2 separate regions of the Homo sapiens genome follow, and region 1 is linked to region 2. A link is a loop called in an ENCODE intact Hi-C map of the cell type or tissue named here. Cell type or tissue: A673. All regions are shown on one strand. Links, peaks and the distances in the headings refer to the core of each region. The heading gives the core; the rest is flanking DNA.

Evidence for each region. Hi-C counts contacts between places; a loop is a spot of excess contacts. Peaks named below come from ENCODE experiments on the same cell type or tissue, not always from the same donor. Only the 100,000 strongest peaks of a DNase experiment are listed, where the experiment ranks them.
Region 1: a loop joins it to region 2, with 3 times the contacts of the local background. A loop is called at or near these places in 3 of 110 quality-filtered maps.

The regions. Positions count from the first base shown.
Region 1 is chr4:130,746,534-130,754,897 of GRCh38, forward strand. No RefSeq gene overlaps it. Among named protein-coding and RNA genes, the nearest start is that of LINC02479, 370 kb to the left of the region's middle. In A673, for the core only: CTCF peaks have their summits at 1,498 (motif pointing right) and 4,795 (motif pointing right); no DNase peak of the experiment used is centred there.
Region 2 is chr4:132,231,836-132,240,199 of GRCh38, forward strand. No RefSeq gene overlaps it. Among named protein-coding and RNA genes, the nearest start is that of LINC01256, 360 kb to the right of the region's middle. In A673, for the core only: no CTCF peak of the experiment used is centred there; no DNase peak of the experiment used is centred there.

The DNA of each region.
Region 1 (8,364 bases), core at 146-8,145, 1.5 Mb before region 2:
AATAAAAATGTGTCTTGACTACATAATGAAATTAGAGAATCAAATTGTGTGTTTGTTTATATATTAAAATATTTGCTTAATTATGACAGCATATGTACTATACATTTTTTACTAGCTTCCGATAAAGTGAAATAAGTCTTTATAAACTTCCCTTTAGTTCTTTGAATGTTAAATCCCCAATGCTACTCATTCCAATTTAATGTCACTTAAGGTCAAATTTATGTATAAATGAATGTATAAACTTAGTAAGCATGTTTAACCCAAATTCAAAAGATAAAGAATAGGCAGTAAGATAAGCTAATGAAGTACAGATTTGGGAGTACACAAACTTTTCTATTCTGCCCTTTAAATGGCAGTTTGATCAATATGTTTAGAAATAATTTTTGTGGATTTTTACATTGCTTTTTAAATATTTTGCATACAAATTGCATTTATGCAATAAAAATAAAATATTTTAGCTTTCAGATTTAGCATATATTCTGCACTCCATACTTAACTACTCACCTCCCCACCTCCAACACTAACACTTGGACCTAAATATAGCAGTACTTTCCACTTTACAAAATAAATAATTTAGATTAGACTACGTCTGTAATGTGCCATAATTATATTCTTTCTGAATGACCTCAAGGCTGCTTTCCACCACTTAATTAAATTCTATACAGTGGCACTAAAAATGTACAGAGAAAGATAACTTACTAGAGTGAGTTCCTCATTTATTGCCTTTCTTGGGACACACTACTCATCTCTATTTTTTCAATAAAATAAGAGCCTCAATGTCATGTGTGAAGGAAAGAAGCAGCTCAGGCTTGAGGAAAACCAACAGTCAGCCTCTGTTTTGCTAAATTTTCAGAAGGGTTATCCTGACTTAAAGTAGTTGCAATCACAAAACAAAATATTTCTAATTTTACTTGGGCATAGCAAGATAGCTAACGCTCTCATATAAAGCATCTGGATGGCCTGAATCCAAGTAAAAGGCTGACATTTCTTTCTCTCTTTGAAATATTTTCTGTGTCCTAGGTTCTCTTTTTCTTCTTTGACCCTATCTTTTCTTTTTCCAGCAAATTTTATATTTACATGAAGAATTACTGCCTGGCCTTCCCTATGAAATTTTATATTGATATATTGATATTAATAATATCAGGTTTAACAGTGAATTTTTTTTAAAGTTAATAATTCTGTAGGCACAAATTCAATTTCATAAATGAATATAACCTTAAAAATTATTCCTCAAAATAGACAGTTATCAAGTTTGCCTTTTTTGTTTCTTAAACACTATGAGTAAAGCCTGATCTTTTATCTACTCTTAGTTTTGAAGGTAGTAATTCAGCAACACTATGAAATTATCAAACAATGGCAATGTGAATTTTTGTGGGGTATGTGGACAAACTTAATGACGATTTAGGTAAAGCCTGGGCCTTTTTTTTTTGGTTTTGTTACATCAAAAATATACTTTAAATGTAAAATATATCTTGAGTACAGTTTGGGACTGAATGTTATCCAATAGATGGCACTATACTCTTTGAAATACATTACCTAATGTTACCAGTTTCTCTGTCAAATGACAGAATAGGCATTTTTAGTTTTCTGAAACAGAAAGTTGTCTTAAAGGAATCATCAAAACTTGAGCTATTTCTAATAGTCTTTGGTATGTTCTAATTAAAAACAATCATAGATTTAATCTGTAGAGTTAAAGTCATTATCACTAACCATCCTTAAAATAGTTTAACAGAAAGGAGCATAGATTATTTTATCAAACAAAGTATTTCTGAAAAACAGGATAATGCAAACGTCAGTAAATTAAACATTAACATTAGAACCATTGTGTATATGTACATATGAAACATAATTTAAGAATATGTGTAAATATTAGAATATCCGAATAAGTATAAAACAAGATTTTTTATTTTTGTTATTTGAAAATTATAGTAATAAAATAATGTGCATTATATGTGTGATACATATGATTTTATAATGTTTGTTAAATCTGACTCAAGCATGGTTATTGAGGTTATGTATATTCACACAGAAAAATCACTTGAATAAAAAAGAATATGTACTTTCTTACTTATTGACTTGAATAAAACTTAAAATGTGAATTGAAATTTTTGAAACTTATTTAGAGATCCATAATTTAAAAATTACAACAGGTGATACAAAATATTAAGATTATGTTTACATTAAACCGATTTCTCTATTTATTGTTGAAACATTACTGTGTAGTATTTGGAATAAAAGATTTAAATTAACTTATTAAAATAAACCATAGGAAGAACGATTGTTACAATTTTAACATATTTTATTTGCTTTGCCCTTCCTATCCCAGACCTACACATTCAGGTGTTTTATAATCTTTCTGCCACGTCTTCTGATTTTCCAGATAAGCAGTAGACTAAAATTAAAGTTCCTCATCTAATCGCATAGCAAAGTTCTATAATTGTTAATCAAAATTAAAATAATTATCAAACATAATTTTCAGCATTTTGTTTTTATCATATGAAAAAACCCAGAGTGTTCTGAGAGAAAAGCAATCATATGTTGAATCATATAACAAAGTATTATTTCATATAACATATAACAAAGTTATATATGATATCTATGTCATATATAACAAAGTATTATTAATCACATAACAAGGTATTATTGGTTGCTCAGGGAGAAAAAAATGAAACAGGAAATCATATATTAATCATATAACAGTCAAAGTATAACTGATTCCTCAGAAAGAAAAAATATGGAAATATTTGGAGTTTGTATTCCTTATATACATCAACTGAAAATTATAGGAGATGTCATTTTAACCATATAAAAAATGCTTCTGATTCAAGACCACAAAATGATGAGAAATGAAGAACACAGTAAACAACAAGATCATAGATCTTTGAAATGTAAGTATAGCTATAGCTAACATGCTAATCATATCTTTGGAAAATATAATATGTATGAGTACTAAATAAGAAATCTATAAAGTAGTAAAAAATGAAATAAAATTTTGTTAGTGATGTAAAACTAAAAATATTAAATTATCTCAGGCACTCATAAGGATATCAGTAGAAACAGGAATAAAGAGTAACCTAAATCTCTTATTAGTAAAAGGTGAGGGGAAGAAAGAGGACAAAAGTCAGCATGGTCAAGATATTATTTTAGTTGAGTAGAAGATTTAAGGAGAAAGTGATTATTATGGTGGCAAAACGAAGTGGTTAGCTTTTTTAAAATAAAATAAGAGACTGCCTCTAATTATGAGTATGTCAATAAGATAAGCATTAATTGTATAGACTACATAGAATTATTTTTAAATAAGCAAGGTGACAAATTGGAATGAATAGCAACATAATAAAACTTAAAAGAGAATAATAAATGTGACTATTTAATAGAAAGAATAATTAAAATGAGTAGAATATAGTCAAGTCCATCAATCATTACAAAAAATGGGAATAGGTGGAATTTTTCAGATAGTGATAATATGAAAGTATCAGTAATTTTCTTACGGAAAACACATTTAAGGAAATAAAGTTTCAAAACATATTGAAAGAAATGTTAGGCAAATGAATATAGAAAGAAAAAGCAGGCATGAAAATATCGAAAGGATTTTTTAGGTAAGAAAGGCCACTTGTAATACACACACACACACACACACACACGCATACACACACACACACATTCATTTCATAAAGTTCTAGCCTCAGAGAGAGATTAAATAGGCTACGCTGTTAAAAATTTTGATGTTATTAGTACCTTCACACTTTCACATCCCATTAATATAATTTTTTTCACTTTCTCAAATAATATTTGAATAGCTTAAATAGACAAAATCTGAATAAAATGAATGAAAATGGTCACATTATATATTACATTCTTTGGATATAACAATAAAATTTGAAGTAAAAAATTAAAAGTCAAATGCAGATAATTTGGCTATGTACAGTTAGCTATAATTAAGAATCAGAACCTTAAATAATATTTCTATTAAAAAGAATATGAAAATTATAAACTTCACTTTAATATTACAGTGAAAAATATATTTAATAAAAGAATAAATACTAAAAGCTTTATCAAAAAAGAAAAAGAAAAAACTAGCATAACATTAAAAGCCTCAAATATTTAAATAGAAACAGGCACAAATAATAAAATTAGGAATGATTTTTATAATTTGAGGATAGGCCAGGCACGGTCACTCACGCCTGTAATCCCAGCACTTTGGGAGGCCAAGGTGGGCAGATCACGAGGTCAGGAGGTTGAGACCATCCTGGCCAACATGGTGAAAACCCGTCTCTACTAAAATACAAAAAATTAGCCGGGCGTGGTGGCACGTGCCTGTAATCCCAGCTATTTGGGAGGCTGAGGCAGGGGAATCACTTGAACCCGGAAGGTGGAGGTTGCAGTGAGCTGAGATCGCGGCACTGCACTCCAGCCTGAAGACAGAGCTCCGTCTCAAAAAAAAAGAAGTTTGAGAATAAATACTCACAAATGAAATTAGAAGTGATTTATAATAAAGTGTTAATATAAATAATCACTTAAATAAATAACTATAATGAATGATCAAACAATAATTTTGAAATTAGAGAAAAAATAATATATACAGGAGCTGGTTTCTTACAAAGACAATGTGATAGTTATTTTTGTATGTCAACTAGGCTAGGCCACAATACCCGGATATTTGGTCAAACATTATTCTAGATGTTTCTGTGAATATATTTTTTAGATGAGATTAACACTGAAAGATCAGTAGACTTTGCATATAGATTAATCTCTAAAATGTGTTGAAGTTTACTCTTCGTGATAAGTTGAAGGTCTAAATAGAAAGAGACAGAAGTCCCCAGAAGAAGAGAGAACTTTGCCAGCAGATGGCATTTGAATCTGAACATCAAGAACTGCTTTTCCCTGGACCACTTTGCATATTTTGGACTTGCCAGCCTCCATAATCACATGAGACAATTCCTTAAAATAAATGTCTCTCTATACATATATGCATCATTTTTGCTACCTTTTACTGAGAACCCCAACTAATACAAATTTTGATACTGGGAGTGGTTCTAGAGGAACTGAATTTTAAGTATTGATTTGTAAATTGGCTGTGGAGTTTCTGCAATTGGTTCTCCAATTCAATTAGATTTAAAAAACATTAATCTATTTCTAGTAGTAAAGAGTGCACTGACAGTCCATGGTATAATGCAGCAATACAGATATGCAAAATACCACCACTGGATACTGCTAATCAGACACATATAAGAGGCAAGGTTCTGAGTGATCATGTCTATGAGGGTCTGGGTGACAATGTTCATGATATCTTTGAACATTTCCTCAAAATAATGCTTATAATCAGTTGTGCTTGTTGTTCCTAATGTCACTGGACAAACAGGAAGGAACAGCGTGAGATCAAGTATTCAAATTCCCAAGCCCATTTGCTGCAAAAAATAACCTGAAAGCTTCTATGTCTGCCTGAAAAAGATTCTTATCTCCTGTGGCCTCAGAACTGAGACAGATAAAAACCAAATGCAGAGTCTCATAATGCAAGTGGTTAAATAACAATGCAGGTAGAATTCCCAACCTCTCAGGGAGCTGTCTATTAAAATAAGGGCATTGATTGGGAAGAATTGCATTTCTGAAAATTTGAATGGAGACATATGAGAAGATACTGATGAAGGTCAAGACTGAACCATTTAATCCTGATGAGTATTCTGTGCCAGTAGAAGCATCATCTCCACCTCCTTCTGAGAACATTTGCTCTTTATTTCTAAAGAAACTTTTATGGCGTCCCTTGAGGCAGTTGCCTTGGAAGACACTGATGATTTTTTCATGACCCACCCTCAACAACCCTCTTTATTTTAGACCTATAACTAGACATAAGTCCCAGAAGCCCCTAAAGGTGGGGTACAAGGTGTGAACCATGAGGAAGTATGCTATGCTCCAAAATAACTTCTTTATTTTAATAATATATGTAGAGAAAAATCCAGAGAATGCATATGTGAATGAATATTAACAGTGTGGGATACTGATGGAAGGAACATAAAGGTAGAATTTCTTTGGGCTCACTTAGAAGATATTCTGCATTTAATGGTATAGGAGAGGGAATTAGTTTGTTTGGTTCATTGGCTGAAACAAACCAAAAGTGGTCCACAGTAAATAAACTTGAAATGTCAGAACTCCCTTGGTAAACTATAGAGGAAGAGATTCAAAGGCTTTGGGAGATTGAAATATTAGAGTTATTTGTCATTTAAAACCTATTAACTCACCCCAGGAGAGTCCAGAGGATGCACCTTTTACTTAAATGGTGAGAAATAATTTTTTCAGTGGAACCCTGTCATCCTTGAAGAGTTCTGTGATTGTTCTTCTCTGTAGAGCAGAACTTAGGGTGGGAATTGCAGCCACTGAAGCGGGATATCTACATTCAGTGAGAGTAATTAAATCCCAGGGTGTGGGGGTGGTCTTGTGGTAGTTCTTAAGTGCCAAAGGCAGAGTGGACCTGGTTACCATAATGAACAGCAGAGTCAAAGCAACCATCAGAATAGTCTAATTTGTACAGACCTATGGCTTTGGCTGGTTGATCATTATGTTCCTAGAGGATAAATAGATAGCCTACTAAACTCTTATTTGATTTGTATAAGGAGAAATTTCTAGGTCAAGTGAAAAAAGTCTGATTTCAATTATAAAAACAAAAAGTCATGGCCCCTCATCCAATTTTCTAACGTGGGCCAACTTGCAGACTCAGAAACTCCTAAATGAAGGGGAGGCTTGTCGTCTTGAGGAAGGGCCCTAGCATACTGTCAATAATCAATACTGTTAATTATTTTCCCAGACTTCTGCAAAGGGACCTACAGCCTTTTATCAGAATTACTGCACAGGAGAAAAGGAAGTAACCAGACATTTTGGGAATTACTGCACACTGGCTCTGAACTGACACAAATTCCAGGAAACCCAAAATGTCACTCTGGCCACCAATCAGAGTAAGAGCTTATGGAGGTCAGGTGAGCCATGGAGTTTTCGATCATGTCTGTCTCATAGTTGGTCCCTGAATCCACCCTGTGGTCATTTCTCCGGTAGCAGGTGCATAATTGGAAAAGACAAAGTTAGCACCTGGCAGAGTCTCCATTTAGGACCATGACTTGTGCTACTATGGTAGAAAAGAGCAACTGGGAAGCCATTATCACTGCCATTACTTCTTTTTCATTAAATTGTAAACTAAAGGCAATAACACATCCCTGGAGGAATTATAGAGATTAGTGCCACTATCAAGGACTTAAAAGAAAAAAAAGCAGAAGTAGTAATCTCCATCACATTCGCAGTCAACTCTTTTATTTTGCCTGTGCAGAAGACAGATGGATCTTGGATAACTTTGGATTATCATAGTCTTTACCAGGTCATAATTCCAATTGCACCTACTGTACCAGACGTGGTTTTTTTTTTTTTTTTTTTTTTTGGTTGAGCAAATTAACACATATCCTGGTACCTAGTATGTAGCTATTGACCTGGCACATTTATTTTCTTTCATTCCTGTTAATAAGGCCTACCAGAAGCCGTCAGTTTTTAACTGGCAAGGCCTGCCATATATCTTTGTTGTCCTACATTGGAGTATATCAACTCTTCAGTCTTACGTCATAATTTGGTTTGCATGGACCTTGATCACCTTTCCCTTCTGTAAGATTTCACACTTGTCTGTTACATTGGTACATATGCTGATTGGAGCTGGTGGGCATAAAGTAGCAAGAACTCTAGAGAGTGGAAAATAAATCTGACTAAAATTTAAAGATCTTCAATGTCAGTAAAATTTCTATGAGTCCAATGGTGTTGGTCATGTAGAACTATTAGGTTGAGGCAAAAGTAATTGCTGTTGTTGCCATTAGTTTTAATGACTAGCTCTTCTAAGGGGAAGGATAGGTTGTTGCATTTGGCTCTTCCTCTAACCAAGAAAGAGGCACAATGTCTACCTAGTGAGCCTTTTTGAATTTTGGCAGCAACATGTTCCTCATTGGCTGTGTTACTCTGGCCCATTTACCAAGTGACTCAAAAAGCTGCTAGTTTTGAATGGGGCCCAGAACAAGAGAAGGCTTTGTGATAAGTCTCCAGGGTGCTGTGCAAACTGCTCTGCCACTTAAACCATGTGATCCAATGGTGTTTCGAGTGTCAGTGGCAGATAGGGATGCTGTTTGGAGCCTTTGGAAGGACTCTGTTGATGAATTGTAGCACAGGCCTTTAGGAATTTTAGCAAGGCTCTGTCATCATCTGCAGGTAACTATTTTAATGTTTTTAAATTTTAGTTTAATTTTTTAAGCTTTTAAATTTTTAAAATTGTTATTGACAGATAAAATTATATGTATGTACCATGTTCAACATATTGTTTGAAGTATGTATAGACTGTGGAATAAC
Region 2 (8,364 bases), core at 71-8,070:
GACAATTCACGTACCTACCAAATGCACAATACTCATAGCCCTCTCACAAGACCTTTTCCCCCAGAAGCCTCATTCCTTCATGGCATCAGTCTTATGCTTGAAGTTGAGAATATCATCATCTAAATCAAGTTCTATGAGATAATCAGGGTCCTCAGAGGAATATACTTTCCTTCAATAGGATATAGAACTAAAACAATGACTCCATTCCAGACAATGGGCAAGTTAGTCATGATTTTTTATTAAGCTAGGGGCCTCATCATCAATACTCTATTTTGTTAAATTTTAGAAATTGAGAAGATGTCGATGCCCACTTATTTCGTAACACTATACTTGTGAAGAATTTGCCTAACTCTCTGAAGGTTAAGCACCCTATGCTATCAATCTTACCTTGCCATTTATTAAAATAAATTTGTCCATCTTTATTTCATAATTAAGGTCCAATACTCTATTGTTTTGATATATGATCATCTACACTGATAATAGGGAATACGATTCTGTAACATCTCCTATTATCCATTCTGTCCTAAAACCTTTCTCAATGACACATTTCTAATTATTTTGGGGAAGTGAGTATCTTCTGGGTCCTCCCATGGGCCATAGTCCCCAGGTAGATTTTCTGATCTTGCATAACATATCCATTCTCTTATTCTCATTTTCCTGAGCCCTTTGATCCTTATTCCCATGGTGGACCATGGTTGTTCTGCCAGTTTTAATTCAATTTGTGTAAGCTAACATATTTTTTTGAGTTTCCAAAATTCCACTTGGCAGTGCATTAATATTGTATTATTAGGACCTTGCCAAGGTGTTAAATTTTCTCTCACATGAGCATGTTCCCGTATGGATGGATAAGCTATCCCCTTTTCAACTTTATATCCCTTCGCCTTTGATTCTGCACCTTCAGGATTTAATCTCATACATATTGTCCTGTTTCCTGCTGATTAATAATTAATAGGTCTTCAGCTTTTTGTGGGATAGTAACTGTCCTCACAAAGCCGACTCGGCACTTTCCAGACTGGATTAATTTGTGATTTTACTCTAGTTATGGGTTGGAAGTAAAAAGTATGTGTAGATTCTGAAGGGGATTGATTTTGCTTTGTAAGCTACAGGCTCCATATCATCTTCAGGAAAGGAGTGGAGGGTGAGAGGAGGAGATTGCTAGCCTTTAAGAGGGAACAATGGAAAACTTCCTTAAACTAGAAGGTCTTGGGGAATCTGAAGGTTCAACGTTCTTAAGTATGTTGCTTGGATATTCCTGTGTTAAGTAAAAAAGCATTAATCCTTGCCAACTAGGTCCCTGACTTGGTACGACAGACCATCCAGGATTGAGAATTCAACATTTCTCTGGATCTCTGCTAGCCTTATAATTAAGTTTTGGGCCTGATCCTAAACTTTCTCTGCCTTCTGACTCCAAAAGATAAGACTCTTTTTATGTGCTATAAAATAGGCCCTCTGACTTTTAGACTCTTCCTTAAACTGGTAATTAATCACCTTCAACCTGTCATTGTAGTTCTCAAATACATCTGTCTCACTCAGTAAAAGCCATGTAATTCCATTGCTTTGTAACTACTACTACCCTGAACCATTCTGATGTCTCAGATATTATAGCAGAGTATTTTCTTCTACAGGCATTCAATCCCTGTTTGCCCACATCAAAAAGCTGAAAGATCACAAATTGACAACCTAGCATCAGTCCTTGAACTAGAGACATAATAACAAACCAAACCCAAAGCTAGCTGAAGAAGAGAAATAACAAAGATTAGAGTAGAACTAAATGAAGCTGCAACAAAAAAATACAAAGATCAATGAAACTAAAAGTTGGTCCTTTGAGAAAATCATGTAACCTGTAAACCATTAGCTAAATCAATCAAGAAAAGAAGAGAGAAGATCCAAATAAGCTCAATTAGAAATGAAAATTACAACTAATACCATAGGAATATAAAACATTATTTCAGACTAGTATGAACACCTCTATGCACACAAACTAGAAAATATAGAGGAAATGGATAAATTCCTGGAAACATACAATCCTTCTAGCTTAAATCAGAAAGAAATAGAAATCCTGACAGACCAATACCAAGCAGTGAGATTGAATCAATAGTAAAAATTTTGCAACAAAAAGAGCCCAGGGCCAGATGAATTTACAGCCAAATTCTGCTAGACATTCACAAAAAAATTGTACCAATCCTACTGACACTACTCCAAAAGATTGAGAACCAGGGAATCTTCCATAACTCATTATATAAAGCTGGCATCACACTGCTACCAAGGCAAGAAAGGATATACAGACCAACATCTTTGATAAACACAGATGCAAAAATCCTCAACAAAATTCTAGCAAATCAAATTCAACTGTACATCAAGAAGGTAATTTACCATCATTAAGTGGGATTTCAGCCCAGTGATGTAGGGATGGTTTAGCATAATGAAAGTCAATAAATGTGATTCATCACATAAACCAAATTAAAAACAAAACCCTTATGATCACCTCCATGGACAAAGGGAAAGCATTCAATAAAATCCAGCATCCTTTTATAATTAAAAACCCTCAACAAACTAGGCATAGAAGGAAGATATCTCAAAATTATAAAAGACACATATGACAAACCCACAGTCAACTTTATACTGAATGGGGAGAAGTTGAAAATGCTCCCCCTAAGAACTAGAACAAGACAAGGATGCCCACTTTCACCACTTCTATTCAACATAGTTCTGGAATTCCTAGCCAGAGCAATCAGGCAAGAGAAAGAAAGAAAATGTATCCAAATTGGAAAAAAGGATGTCAAGCTCTCTGTTTGCTGATAATATGATTGTATTCCTGAGAAACCCTAAAGACTCCTTCAAAAGATTTCTAGATTTTGCAAATGAATTCAGTAAAGTCTCAGGTTATAAAATCAACGTACACAAATCAGTAGCACTGCTATAGCCCAACAATGACCAAGATGAGAATCAAATCAAGAACTCAATCCCCTTTAAAATAGTTGTAAAAAAGTAAAATACCTAATAATATACTTAATGAAAATTAATTATACTTAATGAAGGAGATGAAAGATCCCTACAAAGCGAATTACAAAACATTGATGAATACAATCATACATGACACAAACAAATGGAAATATATTCCATGCTCATGAACTGGAAGAATCAGCATTATAAAAATGACCGCACTTCTTAAAGCAATATATAGATTCAATGCAATTTCTATCAAAATACCAATATCACTTTTCAGAATAATGAAAATTATTCTGAAATTTACAGAATTAGAAAAAGCAATCCTAAAATGTATATGGAACCAAAAAAGAGCCTAAATAGCCAAAGCATTCCCAAGCAAAAAAAGAATAAACATGGAGGCATAGTGTTAAGCAACTTCAATTTATACTACAATGCTGTAGTATCCAAAACAGTATGGTGCTGGTATAAAAGTAGATACATAAACCAATGGAACAGAATGGAGAACCCAGAATAAAAGCCAAATATTTACAATCAACTGATCTTAGACAAAGCATACAAAAACAAAAACAAAAATAGAGAAAAGGACACCCTATTCAATAAATGGTTTTGAGAAAACTAAATAAGTACATGTGGAAGAATGAAACTGAATTCCTTTCTCTCACTATATAGAAAAATCAACTGAAGGTGGATTAAAGACTTAAACCTAAGACACCAAACCATAAAAATTCTAGACAAATAACCTAGGAAAAACTCTTCTGGACATTGGCCTAGGCAAAAAATTAATGACTAAGACTGCAAAAGTAAGTGCAGCAAAACCAAAAATAACTGAATGGGACCTAATCAAACTAAAATGCTTCTGCTCAACAAAGGAAATAATCATCAGAATAAACAAAAGACCCACAGAATGGGAGAAAATATTTGCAAACTATGCATCAGACAAAGGACTAAAATCCAGAATCTACAAGAAACTCAAACAAATAAGCAGGAAAAAAACAAAAACAAAACAAAACAAAAAACAAATAATCCCATCAAAATGTGGGCAAACATCATGAATAGACATTTCTGGAAATAAGATACACAAATGGCCAACAAATGAATGAAAAGAAAAAAATGCTCAATATTACTAATTATCAGGGAAATGCAAATTTAAAACCACAGTGAGATACCACCTTACCTCATCCAGAATGACCATATTAAAAAGTCAGAAAACAATAGATGGGGTAGTTGTGGTGAAAAGGGAATGCTTACACAGTGTTGGTGGGAATGTAAATTAGTGCAACTTCTATAAAATACATTATAGAGATTTTTCGAAGAACTAAAGGTAGATCTACCATTCAATCCAGCAATCCTACCAAGTATCCACCCAAGGGAAAATAAGTCATTATATCAAAAAGACACCTGCACATGTATGTTTATTGGAGGACAATTCACAACTGCAAATATATAAAACTAACCTAAGTGCTCATTAACCAATAAGTGGATAAAGAAAATGTGTTATAAATACACCATGAAATACTACTCAGCCATAAAGAAGAAAAAAAGAAGAATGTCTTTTGCAGCAACTTGGATGGAGCTGGAGGCCATTATTCTAAGTGAAATAATTCAGGAATGGAATATCAAATACCATACATTCTAATTTGTATGTGGGAACTTAGCTATGGGTATGCAAAGAAGGCATACAGAGTGGTATAATGGACATTGGAGACTTAGAAGAGAGGAGAGGGAAGGCTCATGAAGAATAAAAAACTACATACTGGGTACAGTGCACACTACTGGAGTAATGTGTGTGCTAAAATATGAGATTTCACTACTGTATAATTCATCCATGTAATCAAAAACCACTTGTAACCCTAAAGCTATTGAAATTAAAAATAAAAATAAATTAAGGAAATACAAAGTTATAAAATACATAACAACGTGAAAATAAATAAAGCAGATACATTGGACAGCCAGCCTTATGGATATGTGACCTGTGCTCTTGAACAGAGCCTTACATACAGAAAGACCCAATGCTTGGTTTCAAGCTCTGCTGTTTTGAAATAATTAATTTTTGAACAAGAAGCCCCACATTTTCATGTGTCTCTGAGCCGGCAAATTATGCAGCCAATCTTGTGAATAGCAAAGTCCTCCAAATCAGAATACTGGTCAGAGATGTTTGTTAACAGCATTATGTTGTAATCTTGAACATTTTCTAAGAATATATTACTGAAATGGAGAAGAAGAGCTCAGTAGATTAAAAAATGTGAATTTTTATGGCTATTTAAATTTGTGGCTCTGCAAAATTTCAAGTAAATTGAAACAATATATGATGCACCAATGGTGTTTGAGTGCATCAATATCATTATAAGTACTTCATATTTTTATTTTATTATTTTCTAAATTAACATATGCAAAGCATTCACAAGTATTTAACTATTCACAAGTATTTAAATTTGCTTAATTTGTATTTACATTTAGGTTGAACACTGCCAAAGACATTGTTACATGTTCTATCACTTCTGTGAAATGTTTACCACTTTTTAATTTGCCTACTTGTGTTTTGATAATTTCTGTAGTGGTTTTCTTTAATAAGAAGCAAAGAGATCTTAATCTTTAAAAGATTAAAAATTAAATTGCAGGGAGAAGATATAGATTAAAGACAAGATTTTGGTTTAACCAATGTAATTTACTGATAGATCGAATGTGATGTGGAAAAAGAAGGAAAGGTTTTATATGATGTATGTTTATAAGACTGATGAATGCCTCACAACCAGCCAAGACAGAAATTATATAAAAAAGAGCAATGACAATAAGTACCTGTTTTGTGTATGGTAAATTAAAGAAGGCTGAGGCATATTCATGCTAAGAATACACTAGAATATTTAAGACTATAGCTCAGTGAAAATATCTAGAAAGGATAAGTTCATACTACTTGTTACCTGCTAGTATAACTGTGGAACATAGCAATGTCTAAGGAGGGATGTGTAGCATGAAAATATAAAAAAGATTTTTAAAAGTACCTTAAAACATACATATTAAAGGAATGTACAAAAGGAGTTAAGCACCTGCAATGGAATGGTAAAAAATAAATAAATTAAAAGAGTTACATGAGAAAATATTCAGCAGTGCTGTAAAGACAGCAGATGATATCTGTGCTGTAATGTGCATATTAAAATATGCAGAATCAAAAGAGTGACTTTTGGCTATACAACTTCAATAAACTTAAAGAATCAGAAATAACGTTACAACTGGACTCTAGCACTTGAAGGGAATATAGGAAAGTAGACATACAAATAGCACAATATGCTTTTGATGTACAAGTTTAGAAAAACATCCAGGGTTAGTTTTACTTAAATGAGAGATACATGAACATATTCATAACCTTAAAATAACATTCAAGTTAGATATAGAGCTTGTTGATACAGGTGAGTGACCAGCACACTCAATTCATTGAAGTCCCTGAAAATTTCGAAGTCAAGGGATCCAGATCACAGGTGAATGAATTAAGTTCAAGAGGTAGAAAATTGTCATTTGAGAAGATGTATGAAGAAAGGAATGACAGCATGCACCACTAAATTTGGAGATTAGTGGCATGAAAAGATTGAGAAAAATGACATTTGGTGTCTTTTATTTTTTCAGTAAATAGTAACAAGTCCATATGCTGATAACTGAAGTGGACAGAGGATGGTTCAAAACTTCGAGAAGATTGTCCACAGATTTAAATTAGATGTTGAGAGAGACAAAAGAGAGACCTCTACTCTTCACCTTTATATGATTATATTGCCTAACAAAATCCCTTTAGTACTTATAACAGCAAGCATTTATTTCTCACTCATAATGTTACTGGTGCAAGGTTCTTGGCTCTCAGTGTAATATAAATTAACATGAAGGCAGTCAAACTTTTCCCAAATAAGGTCTATTGAGATTTATGCTCTAAAAGGCTGGGCATAAGGGAGACAGCTCTGGAGGAAGAGTTTTCTGACAGGCTCCCCCAGGGTAGGTCTTTGTGGTGTTTTGAGGAGGGTAACATGAATAATTTGTGCAGTGTCATTATATGTGCAGGGTGGAGTGCCAGGTGCACAGGTGTAGTAAGTATTCATGCTGACACATACATTGCATGGTCAGAAAATAGCAGATAAGCTCCACCTTTGGCAAATATTTTAGTGTTATAATGAGGCAAAGATTATGTTTGGTCATCCTCCTGGTCTTGTGTGCATGCAGGTGGCAGGGTCGACTACTTTGGACAAGATTTGCAGCAAAATATTGCTTATCTTAACTTTCTTAAATAACTTGCAAGGTTTCAGCAGGTTTGGCACCAGTGGGGGTGAGGGTGCAAGGCCTGGTTGTTTCCGGGTATGCATAGAAATGTATATTAGTGGGGTCAAGTTTTGTCTCTACTTTGTCTCAGCAAGTCTATGGGTCCATTGATCTTGCCTAGGCTTGGCCCTAGTTGTGAGTAAGCTTCAGGCCTGCTCCACGTGTCCCTCATTCTGGCATCAGAAGATACATGAATTTTGCACTTTTCATGGCACAGCGTAAGAGTGTAAGAGAACCAGTTAAATTATGCAGGCACAGTAAGCCCTTGTCTTGGGTCAACATTTACCTATACTCCACTAACCACATCAGGTCAAAAATCTATGCCCAATATGTAGAGAGTAGCCATGAGAAGGCCTTGGAGGAAAGATCTATGAATAAAATGCATATCTACAACATATACCGTAGATTTTATTTTTGGCCACAATTATTGCTTTCATTCTGCAAGCAAAATATATTACTCTCTACCCATAAACTCCAAATGTCTCAGGAAACCAGGTTTGTGATCCAGGATCTTCTGATCTATATTGAGTATGAATACTACTTCTATTGATCTGGAGACTAATGAAATTTTTCTACTCCTTCCATATGCCTCAGCCCCATAAAATGATTAAACGGAATCAGCACAGCTTCAATATATTTTTCTGCTCAGAATCAGGAAGCAAGGCGGGGATTACAGGAGTGAAGCACTTGGCTGGGGTACAAAATGTAAAAACATGTCAATAATCTCTGTAACCAAGAAAAATGGCTTTTAAACACAATTTTAAAGAAACATAATTAACAGAAAAATCTATGGTGAACAAAATATTAATTTCAGAATTAGAAACTGAGCCATATTGACCTAAATTAAATCTTGAGGAAATAAAATCAGTAATACTGATCCAAACTTTTACAAACATATTAATGTTTTAGTACTTTGATAGTTCTTAAATATATTTTATCTTTGGTAGTTTTGCATTAAATTTGATTTTTCAAAATATTTATTGGAATATTATTAGTTAAGTTACTGAGCTTTTGCACCCCAGGCAAGCACCTCACTCACTACATTCTAGTCCCTGCCATAAAGGCAAAAAGGAATGGCGTACATTAATCTTCGAGCCATAGTAATTATAAGATCTGGGC